Regions from separate parts of the Mus musculus genome. Here region 2 is linked to region 1. The links are chromatin contacts, found by POLR2A ChIA-PET in ENCODE. All regions are on one chromosome and are shown on one strand. Each heading gives the region's core, a stretch centred on a gene start or an enhancer-like site at or near the end of the contact. The rest is flanking DNA. Distances are from core to core; before and after follow the strand shown.

Region 1 (5,011 bases), core at 690-3,189:
GCTTCTATCCAGTGACAGCTTGTTTTCGATTCAAATCTTAAGGATTCTGCTGAACTTGGGAACAAATCCTGCTTGGTACCATGCTGGATCCAGCTCTGAACACAGTGATGTGCACCGGTAATGCCAGCACTGGGGGAGTGGGTAGGTAGGGCAGACAGAAGAAGCATCTTAGGGTCTTGCTGGCAAGTCAGTCTAGCTGAATGAACCTGTCAGCTCCAGGATCTATGGTAGATCCTATCTCAGAAAATGAGAGAAATGACTAAGTGGTTAAGAACACGTGTTGCTCTTCCACAGGACCAGGGTTTGATTCCCAGCACCTATGTGGTGGCTAACAACTGTAACTCTAGAGGATCCAACACTCTCTTCTAGTGTCTGGGAGCACTGCCCATGTGTACACAGATGGACATGCAAGGAAAAACGCTCACACATATACAATTTTAAAATATTAAATAAGGTGGAAAGAACAGGCAGTATCTATCTCTGGCCTACACAGTCATGCATGCTCCAGCCCTCACTCCCACCCCCAGGAAACCCTGGCTACAATCTATTTAGATTATTACACTAGAGAATTCCACCCTGCAATCAGCAGGTTTAGACTCTCAGAATTTTCACCTGTGTCCCGTGACTGCCTTGCACCTACAGCCAGCCTCAAGAAGAGAAGACAGAATAGAAAGTGTTTCCCTATTTATCCAGACATGATATCCACAGAAGATACAACCTAGCAACTTCCCACTTAATGTAATTATTTAAAAAAAAAAAAACAATAGGGCTGGAGAGATGGCTCAGCAGTTAAGAGCACTGACTGCTCTTCCAGAGGTCCTAAGTTCAATTTCCAGCAAGCACAGAGTGGCTCACAATCATCTGTAGTGGGATCTGATGCCCTCTTCTGGATGTCTGAAGAAAGCCACAGCATACTTACATAAAACAAGTCAATCGAAATAACAACAAAGCCCTTTCATCTCAGACCATCTCTTTCTTCTCTGGAACTTGCCTACTGAGGCTTTTCTAGTTTTTTGTTTTTTTTTTAAATCAGTCAGCTCTTGTGAACTCCTTCACAACCAGCATGTTACAAGCCTGGTAATGCTGTTCCCAGAACATCCAAAGTAGTATCTGTCGGTGATCTAGTTGAAAATATTTCAGTAATGCAGGGATGGATCAGCAGTTACAAGCATCTGTTGCTCTTCCAGAACACCCAGATTTGATTGCCAGCACCCACAAGGAGGCTCACCATTGTAACTCCAGGCCCAGGGCATTTGAAGCCCTCTCTTCTACCAGGAACTCATGTAGTACAGACATAACATACAGGCAAAAACTGTCAAACACACACAAAAAAAGCTAAGATAAAGTAAAATATTTCTGTCACTGAGTTCCAGTCAGTTTAGTCCTTTACAGACGAGTCCTATGCCAAATTATATATATATATATAACATTAGAGCTGGGATGTTGTTCATTTGCTTTGCTTAGAATGTGTCCGCTCTGGGTCAACTTTGCACCCCAAAAGACTGAAATTGAGAGAAACTTACTTACTGGGAACCTTTGATAAGAATCAGGATTTGTGTTCCGGTTTCTCTCTCACACTCACACACACCATAACCAGTGTGTATTGGTGTATATTTTATTCTCTGACACAGGGTCTTGCTATAATAGCTTTAGTTGACCTCTAAACCAGAATCCTCCCGTCTCAACTCCAGGATTCCAGTTGGGCACGAACGCTGTCCAGCTCTTAGCAACATTTTAAATTTTACTAAAGAATACGCAAGTCATAATTTTCTCAATCTTCCCAATAATTCCCCATAGAAAACGTAGACTACGAGCTAATCACGCGGCAGAGAGAAAAGTCTCAACAACCATCAGAAAAAGAGACGAACTACGTCCAACGCGCAGCTGCCACGGCCCACGCATGCGCTTGTGAGAAAGCGGCTGCTCGGGAGGAAGTGGGGGGGACAGGAAGTTCCGCCCCTCTACCGGTTTGGCGGTCCTCTCGGCTCTGCCCTACCCCGCTCCCTTTGAGCCTGAATTCAGCCGAGGTTTTCGCGGCTCCCCGTGCGCCTGCGTGATCCAGTCTTGCTTCACGCGCGGGCTCGCGCTCCGGCTCCCGCCCTGCCTCCGGCTCGCAGTCCCCGGCGCCTTCCTTCGCGGTCCAGGCCGCCCCGCGTGGCGCCAGCACCATGGTGGGTACCGTGACGTCAAAAGGGAGCGCCGCCGCTCGCGGCGGGCGGTTCGAACCGTGCGGGCGTGGGTGCGGGCACTCGTGTCGGTCGCTTGGGGCGGCAGCCAGGCCCCAGGGTTTTCCGTACAGCCTTACTGCCCACACCCCAGTGTGAGGAGGCTGCTCGGAGCCGATGGTGTTTTGGGGGAAACCTTTAGCAAGTCCAAGAGAAAGCCCACGGGCGCCGGGGGAGAACGGGAAGCGAGCCTTGCACTTCTGTGCTGTTGACGAGGACTTTGTGAGGGTGCGGTTGGGAAGCGGTCTCAGCTGGGAGGTGGTCGACTCAGAGAGTGGGTTCTAGCGTCGAGGGGTGCAACGCAGGTCCTGTCACTCCGTGGCTCCGTGAACTGCAGAGTCCCGTTTAACGGATTGTTGTTGGTTATGAAGTTTTGAGAACTACTAGGAGGGGCTACAAAGACTAGTATTTCAAAATACTGTCACGGGCTCCTCCTCCCCGTCCCTTTTCATGTGATAGTTCCTCCCTCTTTTCCAATAGCTCTTCTACTCCTTTTTCAAGTCTCTTGTGGGCAAGGATGTAGTCGTGGAACTCAAGAATGACCTGAGGTAGGTCCTTATTTTAGCGAGTTGGTGGAAGGTGGGGGTGCCGGGTGTCCTGATCCTTTTTGTCGTTGTTGTTGACAAAGTTACTTCAGAGTAGGTAGGCAAAACACAGAAGAAATACCTTTCGTCTTAAGTGTAAAAGATTAGTTTAAGAGTGAGCCTGGTATTGTGACACATGCTTGTAATCCCAACACTGAACGCAGAGGTGTGAGTTCAAGGACAGCTTGGTCTACATATGTCCAGGGCCATCCGGAGTTACACAGTGAGATACAGTTAAGTAACATGTATGTGTAGTCCTGGCTGTCCTGGAACACACAGATCCACATGCCTCTGTCTCCTGAGTGCTAGGATTTGCCTGGCTGTATCATTTGCTCTTAACGATTCAGGAGTTGGGGTAAATGCTTAAATGCTGTACCACTGGAAATATGTTTATGGGTTCTTGTCACATCCGTTAAGGTCTACTTGGTTCCTAATAGTGCTTCGAAAATTATAGTTTCATTGAAGCCGGGTTTTGTTTGCTTTTGTTTTCTTTCATGTACTGGGCATGCTCAACAAGTGAACTTCATATGCAGCCCTCATGTTTCTCTTTAAAATAACTTTTTTTTTTTTTTCCAGACAGGGTTTTTCTGTATAGCCCTGGCTGTCTTGGAACTCACTCTGTAGACCAGGCTGGCCTCGAACTCAGAAATCCGCCTGCCTCTGTCTCCCGAGTGCTGGGATTAAAGGCGTGTGCCACCACCGCCCAGCAAAATAACTTTATTTGTAGACTCTTGAAACCTTTGAACACACATCAGTGGTTGACCAGCAGGATGGTTCTGACCAGTGTGGCCAAGTTAGAAGCTGGCCCAGACTGAGGTGCAGACTAAGACCTTTCATAGTCTAAAAGTCAAATCACACGAATGGTCTACAGAGCTGTGGGGATTCATAGGATGTAGAGAGTGAGGAAGTAAAACTCAGGATCTGAGGTGGTTAAAGTTGGTTACACAGAGGGTAAATATAATATAAGGTGGGGCATGTAAGGTGGTATGGGAGCACTGGCCTTGATAACCTTGCTTAGGGGCTAGAGGGCTGGAGAACTGAGAAGACTTGACTTGTATCTTCATTATTAAAGATAAGTTGGGGGGGATAACATTTGAAATGTAAATAAAGAAAATATCCAATTTTTTAAAAAAGAAGAAGAAGCCGGGTGTGGTGGCGCAGGCCATTAATCCCAGCACTCGGGCTACACAGAGAAACCCTGTCTCGAAAAAAAACAAAAACAAAAAAAAACCAAACAAACAAACAAAAAACTCATACGAGAAAAAAAAGAGTGTAGCAAAAATAATAAAGAGTAATTCCAGCTACCAGTATGTGTACATAGGTCTGTGACTCCAAAGCAGTAAATGTTTACAAATAACAGTTAGGGAAGCTGCAGAGATTGCTCAGTGCTTTAAAAAGAGCTTGCTGGGGGCTGGAGAAATGGCTCAGAGATTTTAAGAGCACTGACTGCTCTTCCGAAGGTCCTGAGTTCAAATCCCAGCAACCACATGGTAGCTCACAACCATCTGTAAAGAGAGCGGACATCAGACGCCCTCTTCTGTAGTGTCTGAAGACAGCTACAGTGTACTTAGATATAATAATAAATAAATCTTTAAAACAAAACAAAACTTGTTGCTCTCCCTGAAAAATAAGAGTTCAGTTTCCAGCAACTACATTAGGTGATTCACACCTACCTAGAACTCTGGCTGCAAGTGATCTGATGCCCTCTTCTGGTCTCTGTGGGTAACTACATGCACATACACACAAATAATAAAAATCAATATTTTAAAAATAATAGTTGATGCTTCTGGGAGTCATGCAGATCTGGGCTGACCTTCAGTTTATTGGTTGTAAGTTTTGTTACCTTCCATGACCTCTCTCATATCCTGGAGGATGATAATACTTTGAAAGATGATTAGCTAAGTGGTGTTGATAGCAGTGCATCCCTTAAACCTTTAATCCAGCACTCAGGAGGTAGAGGCAGAAACAGGTGTGAGTTTGAGGCCAGCCTTATCTACATAGCTAGTTCTAGGTCCTCACAGAGAAACCCAGTGGGGAATGATCATGAATAGTGGGTCCCAGCTGTAGTTCCACAAGTGGAGGTAGGAGGATTGCCATAGTTTGAGGCCAGCCTGGGCGCAGTGAGATCCTGTCTTTAAAGGGAAATACAAGTAGTAAATGGAATGCAAGCCTGGCCTGCAGTAGTTAAATATTAGCTTCTGA
Region 2 (5,161 bases), core at 1,114-3,613, 140 kb after region 1:
AAATATTCCCTACTGGGAAGACCCTGGGGCCCCTTTCCAAGACAAGATACAACCAAAAGATGCTGCTGACATTGGGAGAAAGGCAAAAAGTACTTTGCTCTGCTCTGCCTGGTGCCTGAACAACTTGAGGCTCTGTTCATCTTTTTTTTTCCTCCCCTATAACATATTTCTTTCTCTGCAGATCTACCCCCTCCTCGTCCCAGTTCTGTGAGGACTGTGGTGCCCACTTTGAAGACTCCAACCACCACACATCTACTGCTCACCTGCTGTCACTGTCCAGGAGACCCCAGCCCTCCAACCTTCCCCTTGGGGTGCCCACTTCCAGTCCTGGCTTCAGGCTACTGCTGAGAGGTGGCTGGGAACCAGGAATGGGGCTAGGACCCCGGGGTGAAGGCCGTGCCAACCCTATCCCCACTATCCTCAAGAGGGACCAGGAAGGATTGGGTTATAGATCCCCACCCCAACCCCGAGTCACACACTTTGCAGCGCGGGATACCCGGGCTGTGTCTGGGAGAGAGAGAGTCCCTCGAGTTGCCACACTGAGTCAGAGGGAGAACAGAAGGCAAGAAGAAAAGGGCAGAGCCTGGGAGCGAGATCTAAGACTGTACATGAACCTCGAGTTCTGACTGATATGGACTGGCCCTGGTCTGTCACTCGCTGGACTTGGGCCTCTGACTTGGACACTTGGACTTCCGAACCCTTAGGCCTTAGCTGTTGGGCTCTGATTTTAGAGAGAAGGGCGGAGAGTTGGGAGATAAATAAACTTCCTTCCTTGTGGTTTGTTTACTTTCTTGAATGATATAGTAGGGAATTGGAACAAATCTGAGAGTCACATAGAAGTCTCACCTGAGCCAAAAGGACAAGCTCTCCGGGTGACAAAAGAGAGTCCCCAGTCCTGCTGGCTGCATTCTACCTGCTCCTTGAATCCCCGCCCCCACACACACATTAGGAATTGCCCCACTTTGTAAAACACCCCTCTGAGTATGTGTCTAGGCCAGTCAAGTCAGTGACAAGTATCACAAACCAAGTGTGCTATGTGTTGGAGAGGGGCGGGCATAGCTTGGTTAGAGCACCTGCCTAACACTGGGAAGACCCTGGGTGGGGCCCCTCTCCAAGACAAGATGCATCCAAAAGATGCTGCTGACATTGGGAGAAAAGCCAAAGATACTTTGCTCTGCTCTGCCTGATACAAACCTTGAACTTGAGGAAGCCAGCTGTGATGAAGTGTAATACCTTGTGGTAGGGAAGTTAAAAGTCCCCAGAGAGGAAGTAGAGTCCTGCAGGATTGGCCAATACAACTAATGTCATCCAACCTGTGTGACATTCTAGCTGTGACCAGAGCTCTGACCTCCCAGATAAAAAGTTCAAGATGAACTTTTTTTCTTTTTGTTTTTTGAGACACAGTCTCTCACTATGTGTAGACCAGGCTGGCATCAAACTCAGCTAAAACTGGTTCTGGAGTGCTACATGGGGCTTAACCTAGGGCTTCATACCTGCTTACTGAGTTAGGATTCCAAGGCTTAAGGCAGTCCTAAGAGATCATTTCACTCCCTGAAAACCAGGCAATATGCTTTTCTACACTTCTCTTACGTACTTGGCACCCCCAATCCCTTGAGATGCTTATACAGAGTGCTAGGAACATGAAAGCTTTCAAATCCCAGTCTGGAAGGCCAAAGGGCGGCTGCTTAAATCACGTGGCTCCTGTTATTTACCTTTCTGGACCAGCATTACAAGATATCTCAGGTGAGAAATGGAGGAATGGCGGGGGTTGTGAGAAAGAACCACAGAGAGGCTGGAATCGTCACACAGGGAAGCAGTGGCAAGAGGATCGACTCAAAGGCAGTCTGGGCAACATATGTCCAAGCCTTTCCTGAGCTATATATATCCTGAGCTATATATATATATATATATATATATATGGATCTAAGCTACATATATAGGGGACCTGTCCTTAAAAACAAAGCTGGGCAGTGGTGCAGCGTGCCTTTAATCAAGGAGACAAGAGGCGGGCAGATCTCTTTTGAGTTCAAGGCCAGTCTGGTCTACCGAGCTAATTCAAGATAGCTAAAGTTACATTGAAAAACAAAACAAAAAAATCCCAAACTAAGGGCTAGAATACCTAACCAGTGTCAGCGGCGGGAAGGTCTGGGAGGTGAGCAGCCGAACCCGGGTTCGTGCTCAGGGTCTGGTCTTAGGTGGTCCTCTCTCTACGCCTGCGCTAGTGAATCGCGGGGGCTTCGGAGGAGGTCGCTCTGTCGAGTCCGCCTCACGGGTTGCGGAGCTCCGCCCCCGCTGGTCCCTCCCGACCCGGTACAGCTGCTTCCGGGCTCGCACGGCTCCCGGAGGCCGCTCCCCGGACGCTGGGCCCCACAGCTACTCGCTGCGCGAGCACCCAGACGCCTGGGTCCCCAGGTAGGCCTGTACTGTGTCTTGCGTCTGCGATCTCCAAGGACATCTCTGTTCTGACCTTGCGGAGGCCGCGTCTCAGCTGCGCCCTCGCGGGACAGTAGGGCCACTTTTTGGAATGATAGCTTCCTAAGTTAAGGGATGCACTTAACTGACTGGAGTTCGCTAGACACTTCCATCCCGTCTTCCTCTCAACAGAGACTTCCTGTTCCTTGAGCTCCCTTGGGCAGCGATTTGAAGGTTCCTCAGTTTCAGGACCGAAGGACCCTGGGCCACCACCTTCTTTCCTTCAATGGAACACCACCTCTCCCCTTTCTGGGGCACCTTGGGATGTGGTCTTGGTGAGTGAAACTTGGGGTGCTGACTGCTGGGAAGGAAATCTGAAAGCACAGAACATTGTGGGGGTGACCCTGGCCTTATCGGGCTCTAGAAGTCTTGTTAGTGTGTGGGGTGGCAAATGGATTTCTTTTCCCTTAGACTGACACGGAAGCAGGCCATTTACCACACTTGGGGCTGTGTGAGTCCTTTCTGAATTCAGAGTAGGACAATATCACCAAGCAGACACCTCTTCTGAACCGGAACTGATTCTGGCTTCGGAGGAGATCCTGAGAATCTTACGCAGAGTCAGGAAGTGGTCACAGATTTGGGAAGCGCATTGCACAGCTCAGTCATGTTCCTTCGACGGCTTGGTGGCTGGCTACCTCGACCTTGGGGTCGAAAGAAATCAACAAAGGCTGATTTGCCTGCCCCAGAACCCAGATGGGTGGACAGCTCCCCGGAGAATTCGGGGAGTGACTGGGACAGTGCTCCAGAGACCATGGGAGATGTGGGGCCCCTTAAGACCAAGGATTCAGGAACACGGAGACCCCCCGGGGCTGCTCCAGAGTCTAGCAGGGACCTCAAAGTGGATCAACTGGGGAGCAAAAGAATGGATTCCCTCAAGCGGGACAAGACTGCCTCTACCATTCAAGAGCCTGCAAGACTGGAGTCTGGAGGGGCCATTCCCAAACTAGACTGGGATCCTGTGGATTCAGGTGGCGTGAAGAACCTTGGAGTGTCCGCTCAAGGGAGACTAGGCACCATTGGGCCAGAAGCCCTGTTGGAGAAACCTGGTCGCCGTCAGAAGCTGCTGCGTTGGTTACGGGGGGAACCAGGGGCTCCTTCACATTACCTGCAGGACCCAGAGGAGTACCTGCAGATCTCTACCAACTTGACCCTGCACCTGCTGGAGCTGCTTGCCACAGCCCTGCTGGCTCTGTGCTCCAGGCCACTCCGAGCCATCTTGGATGCTTTGGGCCTTCGAGGACCTGTGGGCCTCTGGCTTCATGGGCTGCTATGTTTCCTGGCCGCCCTACATGGGCTCCACGCTGTGCTGAGCTTACTTACTGCCCACCCCCTGCATTTTGCCTGCCTCTTTGGCTTGTTGCAGGCCCTGGTGCTGGCTGTCAGCCTCCGGGAACCTGTTGAAGATGAGGAGACCGCTGATTGGGAGAGTGAGGGGCAGGAGAGGGAGGCCAAGGAGCAGAGGGAAGGTCCCGGAAGGATGTTGTGACTGGGAGAGGGTGGGAGCAAAGGGTAAAGATAGTGGGGTGGCCTTTAGGAGGAAGGTGGGGAAACCCAGATTGTAAGCACAGAGACCTCAGGGATGGGGAGGAAACTCAGGCACAGGAGCTCCTGTCACACTTGACAGACAGGGCTGGCTAGGATGGCCAGTAATGGACAATGGGACATCACCATTGAAGTCACCAGCTTTTTTTTTTTTTTTTTTTTTTTTTTTTTTTGGTTTTTTTGAGACAGGGTTTCTCTGTATAGCCCTAGCTGTCCTGGAACTCACTCTGTAGACCAGGCTGGCCTCGAACTCAGAAATCCGCCTGCCTCTGCCTCCCGAGTGCTGGGATTAAAGGCATGTGCCACCATGCCCAGCAAAGTCACCAGCTTTTGTTATTTCTTGCTTTTACATTTACTCACTTTTTTTTTTTTTTAAATTTCCACCTCCACTTTTTAAAAGCAAAATAGAATAAAAGCAACCGTGGAGAACGGACACCACAGGGCCCTTTCCAAGCGCAGGGGTGGATGGGGCCAGAGGCAGGACAGAGATCTCTGCATTAAGAGTTGATGGGGAGACCCGTAGTGTCCCTTGGATCCTAGGACTAGAACCGTTTAGAGGAGAGTGAGGCTTTGAGGGAGAAGGGGCTTCAGGTGCCGCAGTACCTGCAGTGAGGGTCTGCAGGTCGGTGGGAGCCAGAAGAAACAGAGCTGCTGTGGGCTGGATTGGCATGAGGACCAGTACAGAAGAGCTGGCAGCTCTGAAGGGCAGTGGGGGAAGCACCGTGACTGCCTCTCCACTCAGGCATTGCTCACTCAGCAATAAATGTGCCACACTACATCCTAAATACACCAGTCTAATGTGAGAGGTTCCACTCAGTGTCCTTCCTGATGCCTGACAGCCGGGGGTGTGAGGTGGTGGAGGTGTCCGTCAGGGGGTGGGGTGGGAGGGGAGGGTCAAAGTGGAGAAATGATATCTTTGATGTCTGCAGACAAAACCCAGGAGATGAGGACTGACAAATCATCTTTATTATCCACGAGAGGGGGCAGGAGTCGCTGGCTTCTCCACTCGAAGCTGGGCTCCTATCTTGTCTGTCTAGGACACGGGTGAAGTCACTGGTCACTTGCTGGACAGCGGGCAGGCCTCTGTGGGGGGAGGAGGGAGAGAGTAAGAGGGTGGTCGTCCAGGGGAGGAGTGCCGTTGGCACTG

Evidence for each region. ChIA-PET counts read pairs that join two places held with the same protein, here RNA polymerase II (POLR2A).
Region 2: POLR2A ChIA-PET joins it to region 1 with 13 read pairs in Patski. The contact joins the promoter of D17H6S53E here to the promoter of Lsm2 in region 1. POLR2A ChIA-PET finds 5 or more read pairs at or near these places in 3 of 5 experiments (Patski and embryonic stem cell).

Annotation. Positions count from the first base shown.
Region 1 is chr17:34,979,915-34,984,925 of GRCm38, forward strand. It overlaps Lsm2 (LSM2 homolog, U6 small nuclear RNA and mRNA degradation associated), which reads left to right and starts at 1,940. Exons shown (of 5, transcript NM_001110101.2): 1 at 1,940-2,171; 2 at 2,706-2,773. The coding sequence starts at 2,169.
Region 2 is chr17:35,124,039-35,129,199 of GRCm38, forward strand. D17H6S53E (DNA segment, Chr 17, human D6S53E) reads left to right here and starts at 2,364. Exons shown (of 3, transcript NM_033477.2): 1 at 2,364-2,412; 2 at 2,605-2,747; 3 at 2,884-4,817. The coding sequence starts at 3,077. The coding sequence ends at 3,958. Gm20522 (predicted gene 20522) reads right to left here and starts at 2,305. Exons shown (of 3, transcript NR_168268.1): 1 at 2,120-2,305; 2 at 1,195-1,277. Gpank1 (G patch domain and ankyrin repeats 1) reads left to right here. Exons shown (of 2, transcript NM_032460.2): 2 at 182-777. The coding sequence ends at 626. It overlaps Apom (apolipoprotein M), which reads right to left. Exons shown (of 6, transcript NM_018816.2): 6 at 4,959-5,097. The coding sequence ends at 5,072.